5 separate regions of the Mus musculus genome follow, and all the other regions are linked to region 2. The links are chromatin loops, found by intact Hi-C in ENCODE. Cell type or tissue: left cerebral cortex. All regions are shown on one strand. Region 1 overlaps Usp7 (ubiquitin specific peptidase 7). Region 2 holds the start of 1810013L24Rik (RIKEN cDNA 1810013L24 gene). Region 3 has its middle 5.5 kb from the start of Gm5767. Region 4 has its middle 3.1 kb from the start of Gm25805. Region 5 holds the start of Usp7 (ubiquitin specific peptidase 7).

Region 1 (4,000 bases), 120 kb after region 2:
AATGTATTTCTATAGATTTGGTGATGGGGTTGTCTGCCACGTCTTATACACATTAGGCATTCATATTTTTGGGGTGTGTGTGTGTGAGAGAGAGAGAGACAGACAGACAGACAGAGAGAGAGAGAGAGAGAGAGAGAGAGAGATTGAGATCGATCATCGATCTGTAGTCACATTTGATGTAAAAGGTAGCCCCCGGTGTCTTGAGTGCTGACCTTTATAAATGACAGTGGTGCTGAGAACTGTTAGGAGACTGTTAGGTGAACGCTGAAATTGAGTGTGAGTGTCTATGGCAGTGAAAGATCCGTGTAGTGTGAGCGAGGCCTCAGTTCCTAGTGTTGTGCCTAGAGGAATGGTCAGTGTTTCTTTGTCAGCATGCTAGATAGCAGAAGATGACATGTGATGGATCAGCTGTACAGGTGCCAGGGCGAATGGCCAACTGAGCCCTATATATTGTAGAAGCCAGGTATCCCTGGCAGTGGACCTTCAAACTTGGACTGTCTTTCAGGTGGGACTCAAAGAAGCATACTGGCTATGTCGGCTTAAAGAATCAGGGAGCAACGTGTTACATGAATAGCTTGCTGCAGACCTTGTTTTTCACAAATCAGTTACGAAAGGTAAATGAATAGTATTCCTTTCAGCAGCTTTCTGCCTTCTCTTCTGCAAGGTATGTTAAAGGCCCAGCAGATACTCTCTTACCTCCCCAGACAGCAGCCCTTTTCTCTGCAGGGAGGCCTTGCCAGGATGCCTTTAGTCTCTGGTGGTGGTGGGGACCACCTGGTCTTGGAGCTAATTGATGTGATCAAATTTAAAAATAGAAACACCATAATGATAACAATTAATTGATTTTAGGGCTAATGTTTCTACCTTTAAAGTATATTTATTCCCAGGCTCCCTCTGACCTTATTTAGAGTCTGTGTAGTACTGGCTCTCTTGTAGCTGACAGGCTGGCCAGAGATCACTCCACATTAACCAGATCTGCCTGCCTGGTTAATGTGGAGTGCTGGGATTAAAGATAGGTGGCACCACAGCCAGCTCCACACCCTCTTCATAATGTTCGGGAGAGGAGGTGTCTACACATGCTTCTAGACTGGCTTTAGTCACTTAGTAGTCTTTGTGGTCCTCCTGCCTCGGCTTCATAATAAGCAGTTTGAGGCTAATGATGGAGGGTGGTGCTTTTCTGACTGCAGACAGTATGGAGTAGGACAGAGAAGGTACTTGTATGTGTGTCTCATCTGCTCGCTTCTGCGACAGCTGCTCTTGAGGTGGAAGCTCGCAGAGTGGTAGCTTGAGTGCCATCTGCATTTCATCCTCTCTGGTGCCTAGACACTGGCAGGGTTAAATGTGCACACCCCAGGGAGTGAGTGCAGGGGGAGCTGTAGGTGACTTAAGTTTTTTCTAAATTGTCTCTACAGACATTTGATGGTTTTACAAACTTGAGCCCCTAGCAAATTGCTTTACTCCTTATGATATTAGAAATGATACTTTTACCTAAAATTAAACACTTCTAAATCAATTCTTTTAGGCTGTGTACATGATGCCAACAGAGGGCGATGATTCATCTAAAAGCGTCCCTTTAGCATTACAAAGAGTGTTCTATGAATTACAGCACAGCGATAAGCCCGTAGGAACAAAAAAGCTCACAAAGTCATTTGGGTATGTATCAGCAATCCGCCTCCATTCTGCTTTCTGTGTAAGGGACAGAGTGGAGACAGGAGAGACCGGCATCTGGCTCAGGCAGGCTCAGGGCTGGCCCCAGGGCTTCTATCCTTTCCCTCTTTGGAAGTAAGGCTTTGTGTTAGAGTTTTTCCTGAAAGATTTCACCACTTTGCTTTTTGACAAAGGGGCGTGTCTTGCATTGAAGTGTATGTGACTTGTAGTTACCACCTTTTAGATTTTAAAAAATTTAAAATTTTCACTGACTGCTAATAAAATTCAGTTTAATCTTTGCATTATGACAATCCCCAAGATATTCTTTACATACAAAAAAAAAACTACCTACTGAATTTGAGGCTAGAGGTTAATTGAATTTAGTTTGCAGTCTAGATTGCATCTTAATTTACTCCCTTGAAATTCAGAAATTGAAATGTCGATACTCCTTTTCTCTTTGAAAGGTGGGAAACTTTAGATAGCTTCATGCAACACGATGTTCAAGAGCTTTGTCGAGTGGTAAGTTTCAAGCAGCAACTATTTGGTTGTCAAAGTGAATGAGACAATGCTAGAGGTCTTTACCAAGTAGTTTCACAACTAAGACTAAGGTTACCTTGGCTTAGGACTGATGTGTAGGCCAGAGTTAAAAGAGTGCTGGGATCCCACCAACATGCCTGGTTTAGGGCTCGTCTAGTTTCGAACTGTGGGAAACTGAGTCAGAAGGTGATGTGATGCTGGGGAAGGTTGAGCAGATGTAGCTGTGAGTAGTGGGTTTCTCACTGATTGCCTGAGCATATGCAAAGGAGTCACAAATCAAGGGAAACTCACTTTGATTAGGCAGCTGCAGGCACTACAGAGGTGGTGCTGTTGCCTGTCCCCATTAGTCACTAGTCATTCGTTCCTGGATTGAGGAAGGACATAGAAGCGTGCTCACGCAGACTTGGAATGGATGTTCAAGGTGATTGGCTGGGCAAGGTGTGTTTTCTTTTTTGCAGCACTAGCTGGATTGAATCAGTTCATTAAATATCCATGGACAAACCAGTCAATCCTGTTGACAGGCTCAACCTCATTAATCTCTTGGTGTGGACCATTCCGAGTTAAGTTTAGTGATCAATTTACATGCTTTTCCACAGAGGTAAAATAAACATAAAAAAATGCTTCTAAAGGCACTCGAGATTACTAATTCATCCCAAAGACTGTGTAAAAGGTTAACCTCAACTATTGCATGGAGATATTTTTTGTAAAAGCAACAAAATCCAGCCAAGAAAGATTTTGTATGTTTTTTTTTTAAATAATTGCATGCCAAAGGTAATATATTTATAGTCTAGAAATTCTTTGTTGGCATTTCCAAGTAAAGTGTTAAATTACTATGCATTACTCAAGTATAAGTTGTTTTTAATGCGCAAATCTTCTCTTTCAGTTGCTTGATAATGTGGAAAATAAGATGAAAGGCACCTGTGTAGAGGGCACCATTCCAAAGTTATTCCGAGGCAAAATGGTGGTATGTGAGCATGCGCTTTAAAGAGTGGCTTTGGGAGACTGACAGACTGGCAGCCAGTGCTGACGCTGCCTCTCTTTACTTACAGTCCTATATTCAGTGCAAAGACGTAGACTACCGTTCTGATAGGAGAGAAGATTATTATGATATCCAGCTAAGTATAAAAGGAAAGAAAAACAGTAAGTCTTGTTTTCATGTTTCATTGCTGCTCTCGCTCAGTGTCTCATTAGGAACAGGGATTGTGTTATAATTAAGGTTAGATGCAGGGAGTGACATCTTAAGCACACAGCACATTGGGTGACTACCTGCTTCTGTGTATCCAACTCTCAAGAGCCGTGTGTCCAGCTGCCTGGAAGCCTCTTGTGGCCTGCCCAAGCCCTGGACCCCCTCCCCATCAGAGGAAACACTCTAGCATTCAGCAGCTTGGGCTGGCCTGGTTGTAGTCTGAGCCTTTTTCAGCATCTTGTTCCTGTGTGCTTCATGTGATCCTTACAGGACTAGTGGCTTGATCATCACCTAGTGTTCATTTTAGGGGCTTTTATCTACCGTATTGCTTTTCTACAGGTTCAGGCCATTGCTCTCATTCATTTCCTGCTTGCATTTATGGCAGGCTCAGCATCATTTATCTCGTGGTGTGGACTGATACCTAAGTTTAGTGATAGTGTATGTGCTTTTCCGCCAGACAGTCAAGCCAGTGTAAAAAATGATTCTGTGTATCTCATTGTAAAGCCTGTTTAACAGGTTAGGCTCCTGATGTAGATGAGTTTTTCCTGGGCATAGATTGGATTGCCCGGGGTTTTATTTGTACCACTGTCTTCCAGTTGGGTCCCCTTTCCTTTGTTGAGCTGGAGTTGA
Region 2 (4,000 bases):
TAGGGGATTGATGTCTCAGGCACTGTAGAGTAACCAGCAGCCCCCTCTCAAGATTGACAACCAAGTGTCCCGTAGGCACTGTCATACGTCCCCGAGGGAGGAATAGGAGGCGTGTCAAAAATTGCCTCTGGATATCTAGCTAGAACACCACAGATATTCTCAAGTTGCAAGGCATTCAAGGTTAGCAGAAGCTGAACTTGAGAGGAGAAAACACACTCAGAACATCGGCTGTCAACCGGAACGTGGCCTGCCCTTCCTCCCTCCCCGCCTACCCTGGCAAGACAGCAAGGTTATCTTTACCTTTATAGAGGTTGGTGACGGCGGTGGCTGCGTTTTGGAAGGGGACCCAGAGAGAAAGTCCTGGCTGCTGACACACTCGGTCTGGAAACAAAAAGGGGGGAAAAAAAACAATAGGGGGGGGAAAAAGACACACACAAGGACATAGAGAAAGAAGAGAATGTTATTTGGGCGTCACTCACTCCGGAACGGCCATATTAGGTTTCGCCATTTTGTTCAGGATTTGGGGATCCCAAAGGGAGCGTGAGACCGGAGTTACTGGGTCGAGGAAGGGGAACCTGACAACAGCGCAACCCGAGTGGCGAACGCCGCCCGGCAGGCTCAGGGAAGCGCCCCTAGCAGTCTCCGCCCCGAGGCCGGCTCGGGGCACAATAGGGCCGCCCCACCGCCTCCTTCGCCATTTTGTGACAGGGACTCCTCCCCTACCCCCACGATCCGACCGGGGACACCCGGACCGGTACGTGGGGACCCTCGGGAGGTACTCTAAATCGGGGGTCTCCCCATCCTTCATCGTAGTTTTCCCCCTCCCAGGGTAGCTCCTCCGTCGCCGTCCTGCGGGTCAGATGGCCAGGGGTCCGCGGCACGGCCCTCCCCTCCCAGTCGTCCGGCTATCCCCGCAGGGTGCGAGGAGCCGCCAGGTCCCGGGGACCGAGCCGGGAACCGGGGGGAAGAGCAGCTCCGCAGGCCGGGGCGGCGCCAAGATGGCGGCGCGGCCTCACCTTTGTAGAGCTGAGCCACGGCCGTGGCCGAGTTCTGGAAGAGATGCCACAGCTTCTGTTGCTTGTGCTCGGGCTGCGCGGCGGCCGCCGCCTCCTCCTGCAGCTCGGGAGACAACTGCTCGTCCTGCTCGGCCTCGGCCAGGCACTGCCGCTCCCACTTGGAGAACCAATGCTCCGGCCCGTGCTCCTGGATCTCCGCCTCGCCCTCCTCCTTCCGCTCCTCCATCCTCCGCGGCCTCCCGCGGCCTGGCCGCCGCCGCCGCGTCCTCCTTAAGCGCGGTCCCCGCGGGAACGTCGTCGTCGACAGGCCCGGGAACGAGGGGCCCGGCGGCCGGCCCAGGCCTCTGTGCAAGCCCGCGGAGCCGGCACCCACCCCGCACAGCCCGAGTCCTCTGCCCACCAACCCCGCTCCGAGGTGCCGCACCCTGCCCTAGCCTCGCCCGCACCCCTTTACCGCCCACCCACGGCCCCGCGGCCTCGGTCCGACCGCCGCCGCTCTCCAACCGGCGTTCCCTGTCCGGCCTGCGCCGCCGAGCCCACCTCGAAGACTGAGGAACGTCGTCTACGGCGGCGGCGTCGACGCCTCTGCGGCGACCGGGCCCCGCCCTCCCCCGCCCACATGCTGACTGGAAAGCGCCGCCCACTTGGCCAGCGGCGCTTCCCCGGCAGGAGGCGGTTGGGGCGCGCCCACCGTCGACCTTCCCCATTGGCCCGCCGCAACGGGTTCCGCGTGCTGGCCCCTGAACGCAGCGTTCTGATTGGCTTACCCGCCTGTCGAACTGATGTCATCAATGGGCGGGGGGCTGGGGGAAGGAGTAAATGTCAGGGAACTTGAAGACTGTAGAGCAGGGAGGAGTTGACAGTGTTTGCGTGCGACCAACCAAAGCAGAAGAAGAAATATCTGTACACTGGAGCCAAGGGATTGCGCTTGCGCGGTGCTCGCTTCGCTCCCGCACCCCGTCTGAGAGTCACGTGACTCCGCCGGGTGACCGCACCCCGCGGGGGCCTTTCCCGGGCTTGCAAGTGCATGGTCACGCAGTGTTTATGTGCTGACTCCTCGAGTTCCTGAGAAGTGCAGTCTACCTCTGTTTGCAGCGCCCTTTCTATGTTTTTTTAATGCCAGAATTCCCAACCTTAGTGGGGCAAGTAAAGCGTGTGAATCCAAAGGAAAATTCTCCGGAGGTGTGAGCGACCTGGGGACGCTCACCGAGATTTCCCGGAGAAGGGGACCGGAGGGAGCTGGACACCAGGGCCGCCTGGCGGACAGTGCGCCCAGCGCTAGTAGCGGCCCGGCACCTGTCCCATGCACGCTCCCGGGACACGTGCGACCGCCGCGTCCCGCCCCCGCCCCCCATGTGCAATTGCTGGCACCCGGGCCCCTGCACTGCTCACTCAGAGTGATCAGTGCCAGGAAAGAGGTCTGGAAGCCTGGGAACAAGAGGGCAGCACAATGACGGGACCTCTCAGCCTCTGAGCTGACAGCTTATGTATGCCATCTGTACTGGATGGAAGTCCTGCAGGATCTGATCCTGCCTGCTCTGGCTTCTCCGGACTTCTCCCTGATCTGTCTGGTTCCCAGAGCCTAATCTCTGGACTCTCTGAAAGTTCATATTCCATTTTCCTTAGGACTAGGCTCAAAGCCAGGTGTGCTGGTGCTCTTTGTTTTGTTTCCTTCTTTTTTTTTTTTTTTTTTTTTTCTTTTTTGGTATTTCGAGACAGGGTTTCTCTGTATAGCCCTGGCTGTCCTGGAACTCACTTTGTAGATAGACCAGGCTGGCCTTGAACTCAGAAATCCGCCTGCCTCTGCCTCCGGTGCGCCACCACGCCCGGCCTGTTTTGTTTCTTGAAACAACTTTTTTTTTTTTTTTTTTTGGTAGTTTTGGGATTGCCTTGAAATCATAGAGATCCTCCTGCCTCTACCTCCTGGGCGCTGGGATTAAAAGCCTTTGCCACCACACCTTGTGATGCGTTTTTGTTTTTTATTTTGTTTTATGTATAATTTATTTTAATTTTACTTATTTTTGTATTATATTAGATAATATGTAACATTACATTATTGTTATATTTTATCTTATTTTTTATAATTTGCTTTATAAATAATTCATATTTTAATATATGATTCATAAAATCTTTATTTTAAGTGCATTAATGTTTTGCCTTCATATGTATATGGCGGGAGGAGTGGGTGTCAGAAGCCCTGGAACTGGAGTTGTAGATGTGAGCTGCCACGTAGATGCTGGGAATTGAACCTGGGTCCTCTAGAAGGGCAGCATGTGCTTTTAATCTCTGAGCCATCTCTCTAGCCCCTTGTTTGTTTATTTGTTTTAAATCTTAAATTGTCCCCAATGATGCCTAAGCAACATTATGTATCACAAATCAACACCTGGACCCTTCAGATGCCCAAAACCAGCTTGTAAGAAGCAATCTGTCGGCAGTTGGAGCACCAACTGCTCTCCTAGCGGTCCTGAGTTCAATTCCCAGCAACCACATGGTGGCTCACAACCATCTGTAATGGGATCCAATGCCTTCTTCTGGTGTGTCTGAAGACAGCTACAGGGTACTCATATACCTAAAATAAATAAATCTTAAAAAAAAAAGAGCCTTATAGGGAACATGATATTTGGGGGGGAGGGGGGGAAGCAAGCACAGTGGAACACAGCTGTAGTCAATCCCAGCACTCAGGAGAAATGTTACAGATTGAGTTCTGTGTAAACCAGGACTTCATAGGCAGATCTAACCTCAAAAACAGACAAACAACAATAACCACAACAAAAACGCTGTACAAAAGTCACAGGGCATAAAATCAAACATAGGAAGAAGACAAAAAGTCCCAGCCTGGGATTAGAGTACACTCAAAAGGAAGGAGTTTCTCTGCCTTGGGGGTGACACATAGATAAGTTCCTACTGGATAGGGCAAGATAGAATAAAAATGTAAGCCATTCTTTCTGCCTATCTTGGCTACGTCCTCCCAATTTGTTCCCAAG
Region 3 (4,000 bases), 140 kb after region 2:
GTGGTTTTCTTCAACACTAAAACTCCCTGTGGCTCCTCTGAGGCCATTCCCCCTTTAGCAGAGCCTTGATTGAGCCAACTGTCCCTGTGACCAAGCACATCTGGCAAGGAGGAATACCATATTGCTTTCCAGCTGTTTGTTAGGGTAAATGTGCAGTTACATTGATGAAGCCTGGCAGGGTGGTGATCCCAGCCACCGATGAGACTAGTCTGGGCTACATAGTACAAACCCTCTCTCAGAGTAAAACCCAAGTCTGGTTGTGCCACATGGGGAATAGGTACAGCCCTTCCTGGAATGGATGTCTGTGGAAGCTGATGAGGGACAGAGGTCAGGTGCTTTTGTAGGAATTGGGGCTGTCTTCATGTGTGGGGCCCTCAGCATGTTGTCCCTGTCCCAACCCTGTGCTATCAGACAGTAGCTGCCCCCATGGCAGAGTGCCTTGTGTCCACTCTCTACTTCAACTTCTGGCTGCCTGTGGCCAAGCACCAGGAATGGGGCTCAGTTCCTAAGGGAAGGGACAGTCACTTTAATCTGTTGCACATAGTCAGAGCCAAAGTCCAATGTCCTCATTGGCACTCAGTTTGATCCTAGGGACTGCTGAGATGCAGTTCTTACAACCTGCTGGCTTGAAGGAGCTCCAGGGGACTTCATTTCCCAGGTAGGCAAAAAGCTCCATCAGGACCAAATCTCCTTGTGTCCTTCAGTTTTACTGTTGGTGGACATGGGTGGTTGTGAATGAGACCTGCAAGCTGGGACCCTCTGCTTTGAGATCATTCTGAGGGCAAAACTTGGGTATGATAGTCTCTGTCCCTCCCTGCCAGGGGTCACTGGCCCATGTTAGGTTATGTGCCTGGTCTGGCTGAATGGCAGGGCTAGATGGCAGGTCCCAGCTTGTACCTTCAACATGTTTGGAAACCAGACTCCAAAAGGCCTCACGGTCTCTGAGGTGAGCTCACATGTCCTTTCCTGCCAACCAGGATACTGGGCTCTTGGATGTTCTAGCTCAGTTTTCCAGGCTTGGGCTTGCAGTAGGAGGAGGTGAGGGGGTTGGGAAGGCACCTTTAGGTTCGTCGAGGCTGAGGGGTAGTGTTAGCCTTCCAGCTAAGTGGCGTGCACAGTGCTAAGGGCGCATTAAAGCTGTCCGACTTCTCTCCCTGGCCCTAGCTCACTGTCCCCAGACCAGCTGCAGGGCAGATTTCCAAGGTGGACCTGCTGGGCAGGGCTGGCAGCAGTAGGCTGGGAGTGGGCACAGAGGCCTGCCATGGTGGCTGCTGATAGCACAGCCATGGCACGCCACACCCACCTGTCCACTCCAGTGATAAGGCTGTCACAGAGGGTGGGGTGACCGTAATCAGCACCGTCCTTTTAAGCTCACACGGATGCCGAGTAAAGCAGGACCTTCAGGCAGCTGCAGCACTGTGGGTTTCTTCCACTTTCTATGATATGGGCAAGCCTGGGGTCTGTGGGGAGGGGGGGCTCACGGCCTAGGCACTGTGGAGTTGAAAACTGAGACACTCTTGTCCAGGAATACAAGTCAAAGCCCAACATGTTGCATGGGGGACAGAGAGGGACCTGAACAGGGAAGGGAGCTTTCAGGTGAGCTTGGAAGGGTCATCCAAGGCTTGCTTTCTGTCTGAGGCCCACGCTGACTTGGCATGATAGTGTGATCTTGTATCAGGTCTATTTCTATGCTACTAAGGTTCGAAGTTCTGAAGTCCAGTTTCCCAGTATTCCCTCCATTGCAGGTGGTAGACAGGCTTGGGGGTGAGGGAACCCCTCAGGTCTGGAGAGCTGCCTGCTTTGGGCAGTGTGCCTCGCCCGACTTTCAGGCTTCTAGCAATCTCAGCCTGGAATGCTTGCTAGCCCACCCACAATGCAACTACCCACTCATCTACAGCTTTTATATCAAACTAATACAGGGAGGCAGACTTGAGTTTCTGGCTGCCCATGCATTCAGTCACCAGACCGCCTAGGCCTGGATTTCTACCTCTGTCAACTGGTGCAATGCTACCTCCCTGTGGTGAGTATGGGTATTACAGGGAACCCAGCACAGATCAGTGGCCCATGTACCTCATGTGCCTGTCATTTCCCATGTCCCCCTTTCTCTTATTCAGATAATTTACTCGTTTCTTCACCCTTTCTACTCATATAGTGATAGCTACACCAATATAGTTGGTTTTTTCAAAATTAAATGGAGCTCCAGTGTGGTAGTTCACACTTGTCAAAACAGCGGTCAAGAGGCTGAGTCAGGAGAGGATGGTGAGTGCCAGGCCTGCCTGAGATACATAGTAAGCTCAAGGCCAGCCTGGGCAATTTAGTGAAGTCCCTGCTACAAAATGAAAAGGAGGGTTTGGGATGTAGAGTGCTTGCCTGTCATACGAAGCCCCTGCTTCAATTCTCAGCATTGCAAAGACAAAAATCCAATCGTTCTGAAACTGGATTTCCCTGTCCCTCCTTCCTGATCTTGCCCCTAATGCTCATCCTACCCAGAAGTCTCACCCACGGGCCAGTTTGAGGTCTTTTAACAACCACTTCCTTCCTGTTGGCTTCTTTGCACCGTGACCTTGGGAAGGAGTCCACCCCAGGAGAGGACTCAGCAGGACCCCTTCCTCCCTCCCCAACTTCTCTTGTAGCCTCTCCCTAAACTTCTGTTAGATCTTAGGGGTGTCAGGCTCATGAGTCTTCCTGGAAAAAGCACTGAAGGGATGGGCTATTCTGGGGTGCATAGAGAGGGTGCTGCCTGGGTGGGGTCCGGAGGGAGGTAGCAAGCACTGCACATGGCTCCAGGTCAGCTCATTGAAAGAGTATGATCTGTGAGTTCCAGGGCAGCAACTGTTGCTGTGATAAACTACTCTGGTAAGAAGAATGGAAGGGAGAAAGGGTCATTTTAGCTCCCAGGCATCAGCTTGAAAGTCACCTGATACCCACAATCAGGAAGCAGAGATGGATAACTGCGTGCTGCAGCCCAGCTCTCTTTTTTTTTTCACTTAACCAGTCCGGGATCCCAGCCAGGGAATGGTGCTGTGCACAGCGGGCAGGTCCTCCTGCCTCCATAAATATGATCACACCTCCTCCACCACGCCAGGCAAGGCACCTTGCCTAGACAGGTCTGGATCTGGACAACAGCAGCAACAGATTTTTCTTTCTTTTTTTTTTTTAAAGGGCCAGGCATTTACTATGTAACTAAGGCTGGCAATCCCCACCTCAGGCTCCCAAAGAAGTATTGAATTCTTGTCCATATTAACTGCATCATTAACTGTCTGTTAGCCACAGGTGAGGCTGGTGAGGGCGCAGCAGAGTGTGGGGCAGGTGGAGGGGAAGAGACTGGGCGAATAGAAAGGCAGGCTGCACTGGAGACCCTCCCCATACACCCACTCCTGCAGGAGAGGGCTCTCGAGACCCGGTGAGGTCCCCCCATTTGTCTGTGTGTCTGCACATACGTGGGTGCACCTGTGTAGGTGTGCATGTACATAAGTGCACAGTCATGTGGAGGCCCAAGGTTGATGTACAGGATCATCTTACTCATGTAGGCAAGGTCCCTCAAACCCAGAGCTTGCTCACATGGCTAGTCTCACTAGCCAAAGCTTGCTCTGGGAGCCTCTTTCTGGGACTTGGAAGGCTGGGATTACATGTGTGCTGCCCGCCCAGCCAGCACTTGTGTGTGTTCTGGGGATCTAGGCTCTGGTCCTCACTTTTGTGAGGCAACTCCTCTTAATTACAGGGCCATCTTTCCATGCCAACGCAAGGGCTTTGTCGGCTGCCCGGGGCATCCAGGGGAAAAGGCCGAGGGGCTGCTGGAGAGGACAGAAGCCTAGGGAGGTGGCCAAAGGAAGCTCAAGCAAGCCTGGGGACAAAGCAGGCTGAGGAAAGCTGCTAGTGGGTGGCCAGAGGACATCTGCAGCCCTCGGGGCTAAGGATCCCAGACTGCAGAGACCCACGGTGAGGAAAGGACCACGCTCTCTTGGCACTGCGGTTAGGGCACTGGTCCCTGAGGGAGCGG
Region 4 (4,000 bases), 60 kb after region 2:
GGCTGCATTTTGAGCCCCAGAGCAGTCAGAGATGTGAGTAGAAGCATATTTAACAAGCACCTCTGTGAGCTTAGTTCTCGCCAGACCAAAAAGGATCCTGGCTTTGGCTTCTGATACATTTCCCAGGAGCCCCCTCTGCTGGACTGTCGTCACTTTCCAGCTCACAGCAGAGACGCAAAGATGTTATAAAGGGATGTGGCTGGAGTCAACAAAGGCATCCTACCTTCAAGCAGGTGCAGCATGCCCCCAATGAACACAATTGTGGGGCAGGGAGTGCGGGGTGGGGGGGAGAGGGAGTGGGAGAAAACCCCTGTCCCATCAGAGTTCTGATGCTCTGGGCGGGCGGACTCGGAAGGACTGTCTTTCCCCGCGCTTTCCCCACAGCCCCGCGTGGGTGTCTGGGTGTGAAGCCACTGGCCCCAGCTCGGCGGGTGGTGGACAAGGGGTAGTCCTAGGCACCAGGTTCTCAGCCATCGGACCTGGTGCTGAAGGAAGGAGAGGGCCGGGGGAGAGGGAGGCGCTGGGTGGTTCCCACGTGGGTAAGAGACCTTGGTCTGGTCAGTGGCTGGAGCGCAGGAAGGCCTTCTAACGGGAGGTTAGATGCGGCTGGTTATGGGAAAGCCTATCCCATTGTTGAAGCATAGTGGGCCTTGATGAGCAGAGACAGTCTCCGAGCTTTGTTGTAGGAAGGTAGGGAGAAAGAAGGTAGAAAGAGGGAGGCTGTCCATGGCCGCGTGGAGGGGGGTGGGGGGGAGGGAGAGAGAGGAGGGCTAGAGATGAGAGTAAGGATGGTGAGAGCTTAAAGAGTGAGGAGGGGCCAAGCAGCTCCTTTTATAGTGGGCTAGGCTATCTTGCTGTTGCCAGGTAACTGGGGGTGGAGTCTAGCCAGAATGCCAGGAGCTTGGGACTTTGCCTGACTTATAGACACAGAATCATGGAGTTGGGGACTCTGTGGTGTCAGGCACCTGACTCTGGGAACGTGGCTCGCTTTTCCGTCTCTTGTAGAGTTTTCTACTGGGTTGCCGGAGCAAGCCTCATTCAACCAAAATAGACTGCCTATCGTGGCCTCCCCCTCCCCTCCCCTCCCCTCCCCTCTCTCTCTCTCTCTCTCTCTCTCTCTCTCTCTCTTCTCTCTGTTATTTGAGACTAGAGAGATGGCTCAGTAGGAACGCCTGCTTCTTTCCCAGAGGACCTGGATTTGGTTTCCAGCACCCACAGCAGGTGGCTTGCATCCCCAATTCTAAAGAATTAGAATTAGAGTCTTCTTTGGGACTTTCACACATGTGCTGTACATAAACTCATGTAGACACATACTTATGTAAAAATGAACACATAAATGCCTAAGAAAGATGGGTTTACTTTCTTCTCTGTGACTGCCTGTTTGCCTGTACACGTGCTTTTTCGGTTTTTGTTTGTTTGTTTTTGGTTTTTCGAGACAGGGTTTCTCTGTATAGCCCTGGCTGTCTTGGAACTCACTTTGAAGACCAGAGCATGTTGGATCCCTTGGAACTGGAGTTGTAGAGGGCTCTGAGCCAGAACTGAACTGTAGCAAATGCTCTTAACCCATCTCTTCAGAACCCCGTTTTTCTTTTACTCTTCCCTACCCTGCTCCCCAGACAGGGTCTCAGTATGTAGCTCTGACTATCCTTGAACTCACCGTAGAACTCACAGAGATCCTCCAGAGCACTAAGACTAAAGGCATGAGCCACTACACCTGGCTCCCCTTTCTTTTTTTAATTGTGTGGGGAGGGAGTGTACAGCGGTGATCCCCTTGCTTCAGTTTCTCAGGTAGCTGAGACTAAATGTGCATCATTCTTTGGAATGAGGTGCCTGACCGGAGCTTTCCCCATTCCTCAGCTTTCTATTTTTTTTTTTTCTCCAAGATTTATTTATTATATGTAAGTACACTGTAGCTGTCCTCAGATACTCCAGAAGAGGGCATCAGATTTCATTACGGATGGTTGTGAGCCACCATGTGGTTGCTGGGATTTGAACTCGGGACCTTCGGAAGAGCAGTCGGCACTCTTAACCACTGAGCCATCTCGCTAGCCCTCAGCTTTCTATTTTTACCCGGTAATGTCCAAGTGTAAGAGACCATCATACCTCATCTCCCTGAGCTAGTCCTTCCTCCAAGTGACCACTAGAGGGCACAGGGACTGTGAGCTGAGGCTGAGCTTCGGGCCAACCCCGGGGGCAGGTGCCAGACAGAGTACTGAGCTTTCAGAAATAGAGCAGAGAAGGCCCTGCCTTATTGAACCCTAGGGAAACCAGGTCTGCAGGTAATTTTCCCTACGTCCCAGCGCTTCATGACCTTTAAGACAGGCAGTTGTCTGGGTGCATGCACACGTGGAAGTTCAGGGGGACCAGAAAAGCACCCAGGGTTCTGCAGTCCCTAGCCTTGACCCCAAAAGGCAGCTTGAAACCTCAGGGTCCTTTTCCAGACAGCCTGGCTGTATCTGAAAGCCCACAGGTAGGTACATTACAGGCTAGAATAACATTGTAATGTATCAGGCCGAGCTTCCTGAACAAGTTGGGTTTCCATTTACTGTAAACAATCCTGCTTGTCCAGTGAGCCACAGGCTGAAAGGAGGAAGAGGAACAGGCGTGCTGTGAGTGCTCAGCAACTGGATGAGGCTCAGTGGCAGCCTGGCTGTAGCTGGAACAGACAGGGCCTCCCAGAGAAGCCTGTGGGGAGCCTGTTTAGAGGTTGCCCCGTAAATACCAAGGGACTACAGACCTGGGCTAGGATCCAGCTCCATCTACCTGCACTCTAGTCACTCCGCTCCCAGGCTTCAACATATTTCATCTTGGACATGGGCATGCAGCTCAATGGGTAGGGCACTTGCATAGCACACAGGAAACCCTGGGCTCTCTCCTCAACACCACAGGAACTGTACATTGGGGTACATACCTGTAATCCCAGTACCTGGAAGGTGGAGCTCAAGGTCAACTGGATCCAATGAGACCCTGCCTCATAAGGGGTGGGGGGGGACTTGGCAGCAGAAAAAAGACAGCTCCTCCTGCCCTGTTGCCCTTAGCTCTACTCCCTCAGACTGCCCTCTGAACTGGTCCATTTGCACACTACAACGTGTGCTTGAGCCCACGCACACAATCAGTAGGCAGTTGTGTGGTCCCTGCCTATAATCTTTGGTCTGCAGATATAGGAGGCAGAGGCAGAAGGACCAGAAATTCAATGTCACCCTAAGGAACACAGTGAGTGTGAGGCCAGCCTAGGCTACAAGAGACCCTGCCTGACGCAAAGGAACAAATATGTGAAGAAACAAATGGAAGACGAGTCTGTGATGGGCTGGCAAGTGGGCTCCACAGCAAAGACCCCTGCCCTCATGCATGACAGCATGTGTCCAGTCCCCAGGGCCCACGGTGCAGGGAGAGAGCTGGCTCCCACAAATTGCCCTCAGACTCCACAGTTGTATAAATAAGTAAATAAAATATAAGTTTAAAATATTAAAGATAAGCCTGTTTGCTTCCAGCTGGGTTTCCTGAGCTTCAGGCAGCAGCGGGATGAAGGGAGGTGAGTGTGCCCAGAATGTAATTCATTTTAAAGTCTTAGCATAAGGAAGTGGGTGGCAGTGCAGTGGAAAAGCAAACCAGAAAAAGGAAACCAAAAAATGAACGACGTAGAAAAACAATGACAGCGGCTTCTCCTTCCTCCTCTTCCTCTCTTCTTCCTCCTCTTCTTCCTTGCTATGCTCCAAGGTCCAAGGCCTAGAGTCAAATGTCTGTTTGCATTGTTTTTGGACGTAAGGCGCAGTTCCGTAGCCCAGGCTTGGAACTCTGGATCCTCCTGCCTCTCCTACTGTGTTACGGGTGGGGTGTGTGCTACCACACCCTGAGGAGTCTCAGATGCCAACAGGAGATGGCTGACTATGCAAAGTAATAGATATTCACTGAGCTCCAGTTTGCATATAGAATAGCGGCATTTACAACTATAGCCTCATTGGCTGAGTGACCTGAAACTGGTCACTTACATCTTCTGTGC
Region 5 (4,000 bases), 92 kb after region 2:
TGGTTATTTTCCTTGCAAGTCATGAAGTGCTAGAAAAGGCTCTTTTTTTATTATTACTAATTAATTTTTTGTGAAAGCAAGTTGTTCAATAGTATTTGCAGTACGACTATCCCAACCCCCTGCACCCAACTCTGGGTGACCTTGGGAAGGAGGAAGGGGCAGGTTTCTGGTGAATCAGGTGCCTTTGGGACCTGGTAGGAGGAAGTTCCTTGATGGGAAGCGTTCAGGCCAAGATGTTCTTGTTTTGTTGTTGATTTGTTTGAGTCCTGGTTGGCTTGGCCATGCCTCCAATTCGAAGAGATCCTACTGCCTCAGCCTCTGCCTCCGCCTCCCAAATTCTGGGATTAAAAAGGCATGTGCTACCCCCCCCCCCCCAAGTCAGTTGGCGCTTAGGCCTTAAATCAATCAGATTTTCCCTCTTCAAATTTCTTGTATTGAAAAGTTCGCTTTTAAAAAAATTTGACTCCTAAAACTTAGAAAGGTAGACGCAGGAGGATCAGGTGTCCATCAAGCACCATGAAAAGTTCCAGGCCAGCTTGGACTACCCGAGAGACTCTTTCCCAGTGGACGATCGTGGCCAACCTGATCTCCTAGAGAGGAAATAAATGAATGCTGGGATAGGTGAGAGCCGAAGGACTACACTTTGCCTTATTGGATCTAGGGTGCAAAAGAGTTAAGTTTCCCACGTATTTGCCCGGGTGAGAATCCCGGGGCCGGTTACGGGCCGTAAAACGGCGCCGCGCCTTGGGCTCCTTGTCCAGCCCAGTTCCCGCGAGCACCCCTACCCTCAGCCGGAGCCCCGCGGCCCTGGGCTGCGCTCCGCTGCCTCACAGAGGAGACCCCGGCGCCCCGCTCCAGCAGGGCTGGCGGGCGGGCGGCCGGCGCGCGGGGTGGGTGCTCCTCGGTGGCGGCGGGCGGGCCGCTCCCTGCTCCGCCTCCCGCTCCGCCTCCCGCTCCGCCCGCCGCCCGCCCTCGTCTCGTTCGCTCCGCTCTCGCCCCCCATGCGGATGTGACATTTCACGCCGCCGCCATTTTGAGAGCGAGCTGAGCCGAGCCGAGCCGCCGGGCGCCGCGTCCGCTGCCGGAGCCCCGACGACGACGCCGAGGAGGCGGAGGCCTCAGCGCCCCGAGCGCGGCCAGCCGGTCACCCGCCCGCGCAGCCTCAGCGGTCGCCGCCGCAGCCCACACCCGGGCCCGCAGGCTCGCCGCGGCCCGCCCGGCCTCCAGCCTTCCGCGCCCGGTCCGAGGCGGGGCTGACTACGCGGCCCCCGCCCGGCCGCCCTCCGCCCCCGGCCGGCCCGCGGCCCCGCAGCCCCGGCCCCGGCGGCGGGAGGCGGGCCCTGCGGCGGCGGCGGCGGCGGCGGCAGCGGCGGCCGCAGCGAGCGAGGAGGCCGCCCGGCTCGGCCCGCCGCCGCCCGCCCGCCTCGGCGCCGAGATTGGGCGAATCGCGAGCAAGTACGTGCGCGTCTCCCTGCCGCCGCCGCCGCCGCCGCCGCCCGCCGCGGGCCGCCCCGGGGCCGCCGCCGCCGACGACGCGCGGGTAGGAAGAGGAGGAGGCCGCCCCGCCGCCGCCGCCGCCGCCGCCTCTGCTAGCAGCCGCCCGCCCGCCGGGCCCGCAGCCCGGGCCTCCGGCCGCAGGCGAGGCCCAGGCCGCGGCCGACATGAACCACCAACAGCAGCAGCAGCAGCAGCAGAAAGCGGGCGAGCAGCAGCTGAGCGAGCCCGAGGACATGGAGATGGAAGGTGAGGCCCGCAGCGGGGCCGGCGCTTTCATTGTGGTCCGGGCGGCCGCGGGAGCCACGCGAGGGCCTCGCCATCTTTAACCAGGCCGGGCTGCCGCTCGGCCCCGCTCGGCCCGGCGCTTTTGCCGGGCCGGGGCTGCACAGTCATGCGGCCCGGCGGGGGGTGGCCCCGGACCCCCGAGTTCACGCATTGTGCAGCGCACGGGCTGCTGGGCACAAAGCGCCGGAGTCGTAAATTAGGATCGAGGTGTGTTGGCTCCGGGTACCCAGGTTGGGAGGCGGGCCCCGGGGACCGTCCTCTTTCCGGGGTGTGTGGCTCTGGCCAGGCTGGTTGGGCCTGCTCCCCGGCCCCTGAGCTCTTGGGGTGGGTATGGGAGCGGGTGCGCAGGTTCCCCTGCACCTGCTTCTGAACGCGCCCCCGGAGAGCCTCCCCCCAATAACTTCCGAGCGCTCTGCCGGGCGTCGCGCTTAATTGCGGAGACACCTGCAAGGCGCGCAGCTGCCCTCAGCCTTTGGACTTGCTGGGAAAGTACTCAGGTTCGCCTAGTTTATAAGTTACCTGGGCTTGTGGAGGAGTTTGGGTACCTGGCTGTAGGTGGTGCCGTCCACGTCCGGCTAAAAAGTGTGCTTGAAACTATGGAGTTCCGCCGCACATGGCTGGCCTACTGCAGAAGCAGATTAAGTTCTGGAGGTAACTATGTTTTCTACCGGAGCCGCAGGAATTTATCTTGGTACTGGATTTTATACTGTTTGTAGAGCTTCGCTATCAAGGTTTGCTGTGAAAGCGCAGTGGAGGGACTCTGGCTTCGGGATCTCATGCTGGGTTGGTCATTTTCTTTTCTTTTGACTTGGTACTTTAAGTGAAGGCAGTATGCGCGGTTACCTGCCCTAAAGGGGTCAGACAGGCAGGAATCCCAGTGAGGGGCAATGAATGGACCGTTCAGCAAGTGATAGTGGCTTTCATAAATGAATGAAGGTTCCTAGGAAGTTGGGGTAAAACTGTATTTGTTGTGTATGATGTAGCATGCTCTAGGCTAGGAATACTGACTCTTGACCCCCCCTGTGAATAACTTGATGGTGATCAGTGGGAATCAAACAATTGTCTGACCATGCAGCAGAGGGAAAAAGGCCCTAGGGGGCCGGGGGAAGGGGGAAGCTGAAGTTCATGCCAAGGACTAGGCTGTTTCTCTTGGCCTCAGCAAATCAGTAATTTCAGAGTGTCTGGCAAGTGCGATTAAACCAAATAGCTGATGGAACTCACCTTTGGGAGATTAGTGTACTCCTTTTATGCTATAATTTCATGCACGTCTAAAGTGGAGAGTTGCTCGGAACGTGAACATCCGTTTTCCTTTCAAGTCTTCCTCACTGCTCCTCTAGGGCTTTGTGAGAATAAGATTGGACAGCGCTGGGGGGGGGCATATTTCTGATACAGACTGTATCTGGAAAAATGTCTATGTCCAAAGTTTTGACGAGATTAGGGTGGTGGAAGATCTTCACAGGTTTTTTTACCCATGATATCCTGGGCTTCATGCTTGCTTCCCAGAGTTTTCTCGTGAAACTTTCATTTTCTATCAAAGTTAGTATTTGAGTTTTAGTGTTTAATGGGTGTTGTGGCTTTCAGTTTTCTATTCTTGCGCTAATTCTGTAGAAAATGCAGTCTTTCAGGGCTGTGGCCATGTGAGCTAGTATAGTGCTTTGGTGTGGGAGTGCACGTTAGACAGTCTTATTTTAGCTTTGCACTCCGCAAATAGGGTACTGTGCTGTTGTCAATTAGGATCAGGAAGGGTTGATAACTTCTTCCAAAGTCCAGAATAGCCGAATTTAGAGTTAACAACTTCGGTAGGTCTCACAAGCCGGGCTGCAAATGGGATCTAGACCGGAGCTAATGGCTAGCACCATTATTTACTTGGGTTTGGTAGAGCCAGCAGCTGGAGGGGGTCAGAGCTATGACCAGCTTGGGAAGGAAGGCTTTGTGAGGCGTATCCTGTCTGCCTTCCCTCTAGGGCAGGGTGGTTTCGATGGAGAGGGAAGCTGGGAGACTGGTTCTGTTGGTTGTAATTTCCCCTCCTATCGGTAGTCAGGGCTAGTATGCTAGTATGCGGTCCTGCCTCACTCTGTCAGAGTTACATTTGTTCTTGAGTGACCACACAGTGCTCATACATCCACTAGAGAATTGGTTATTTTAAGTTCTTAGGAGTGCTGAGGAAAATTAGGAAGGGAAAAATATGGGGAGAGAGAAAATGAGGGTCTGTTTACTG

The links. A loop is a pair of places that touch in the nucleus more often than their neighbours do. Peaks named below come from ENCODE experiments on the same cell type or tissue, not always from the same donor. Only the 100,000 strongest peaks of a DNase experiment are listed, where the experiment ranks them.
Region 1: it touches region 2 in a loop (2.0-fold over the local background); 4 of 42 quality-filtered maps call a loop at or near these places.
Region 3: a loop joins it to region 2, with 2.2 times the contacts of the local background. A loop is called at or near these places in 5 of 42 quality-filtered maps.
Region 4: it touches region 2 in a loop (4-fold over the local background); 3 of 42 quality-filtered maps call a loop at or near these places.
Region 5: it touches region 2 in a loop (6-fold over the local background); 15 of 42 quality-filtered maps call a loop at or near these places.

The regions. Positions count from the first base shown.
Region 1 is chr16:8,704,252-8,708,251 of GRCm38, reverse strand. Usp7 (ubiquitin specific peptidase 7) reads left to right here. Exons shown (of 31, transcript NM_001003918.2): 6 at 506-614; 7 at 1,523-1,653; 8 at 2,112-2,166; 9 at 3,068-3,148; 10 at 3,234-3,324. Among named protein-coding and RNA genes, the nearest start is that of Gm5767, 25 kb to the right of the region's middle. In left cerebral cortex, no CTCF peak of the experiment used is centred here; a DNase peak (open chromatin) is centred at 1,525.
Region 2 is chr16:8,827,702-8,831,701 of GRCm38, reverse strand. 1810013L24Rik (RIKEN cDNA 1810013L24 gene) reads right to left here and starts at 1,602. Exons shown (of 4, transcript NM_001081400.3): 1 at 1,017-1,602; 2 at 301-381. The coding sequence starts at 1,242. In left cerebral cortex, CTCF peaks have their summits at 1,658 and 2,273; DNase peaks (open chromatin) are centred at 173, 649, 1,188 and 1,856; H3K4me3 peaks cover 2,559 bases; H3K27ac peaks cover 2,519 bases.
Region 3 is chr16:8,684,310-8,688,309 of GRCm38, reverse strand. No RefSeq gene overlaps it. Among named protein-coding and RNA genes, the nearest start is that of Gm5767, 5.5 kb to the right of the region's middle. In left cerebral cortex, a CTCF peak has its summit at 2,025; DNase peaks (open chromatin) are centred at 1,354, 1,979 and 3,021.
Region 4 is chr16:8,767,409-8,771,408 of GRCm38, reverse strand. No RefSeq gene overlaps it. Among named protein-coding and RNA genes, the nearest start is that of Gm25805, 3.1 kb to the right of the region's middle. In left cerebral cortex, CTCF peaks have their summits at 149 (motif pointing left) and 2,133 (motif pointing right); DNase peaks (open chromatin) are centred at 2,628, 2,799, 3,591, 3,811 and 3 more places; H3K27ac peaks cover 1,759 bases.
Region 5 is chr16:8,735,947-8,739,946 of GRCm38, reverse strand. It overlaps Usp7 (ubiquitin specific peptidase 7), which reads left to right and starts at 1,605. Exons shown (of 31, transcript NM_001003918.2): 1 at 1,605-1,743. The coding sequence starts at 1,662. In left cerebral cortex, a CTCF peak has its summit at 3,794; DNase peaks (open chromatin) are centred at 1,749, 2,050, 2,287, 3,543 and 1 more place; H3K4me3 peaks cover 3,245 bases; H3K27ac peaks cover 1,126 bases.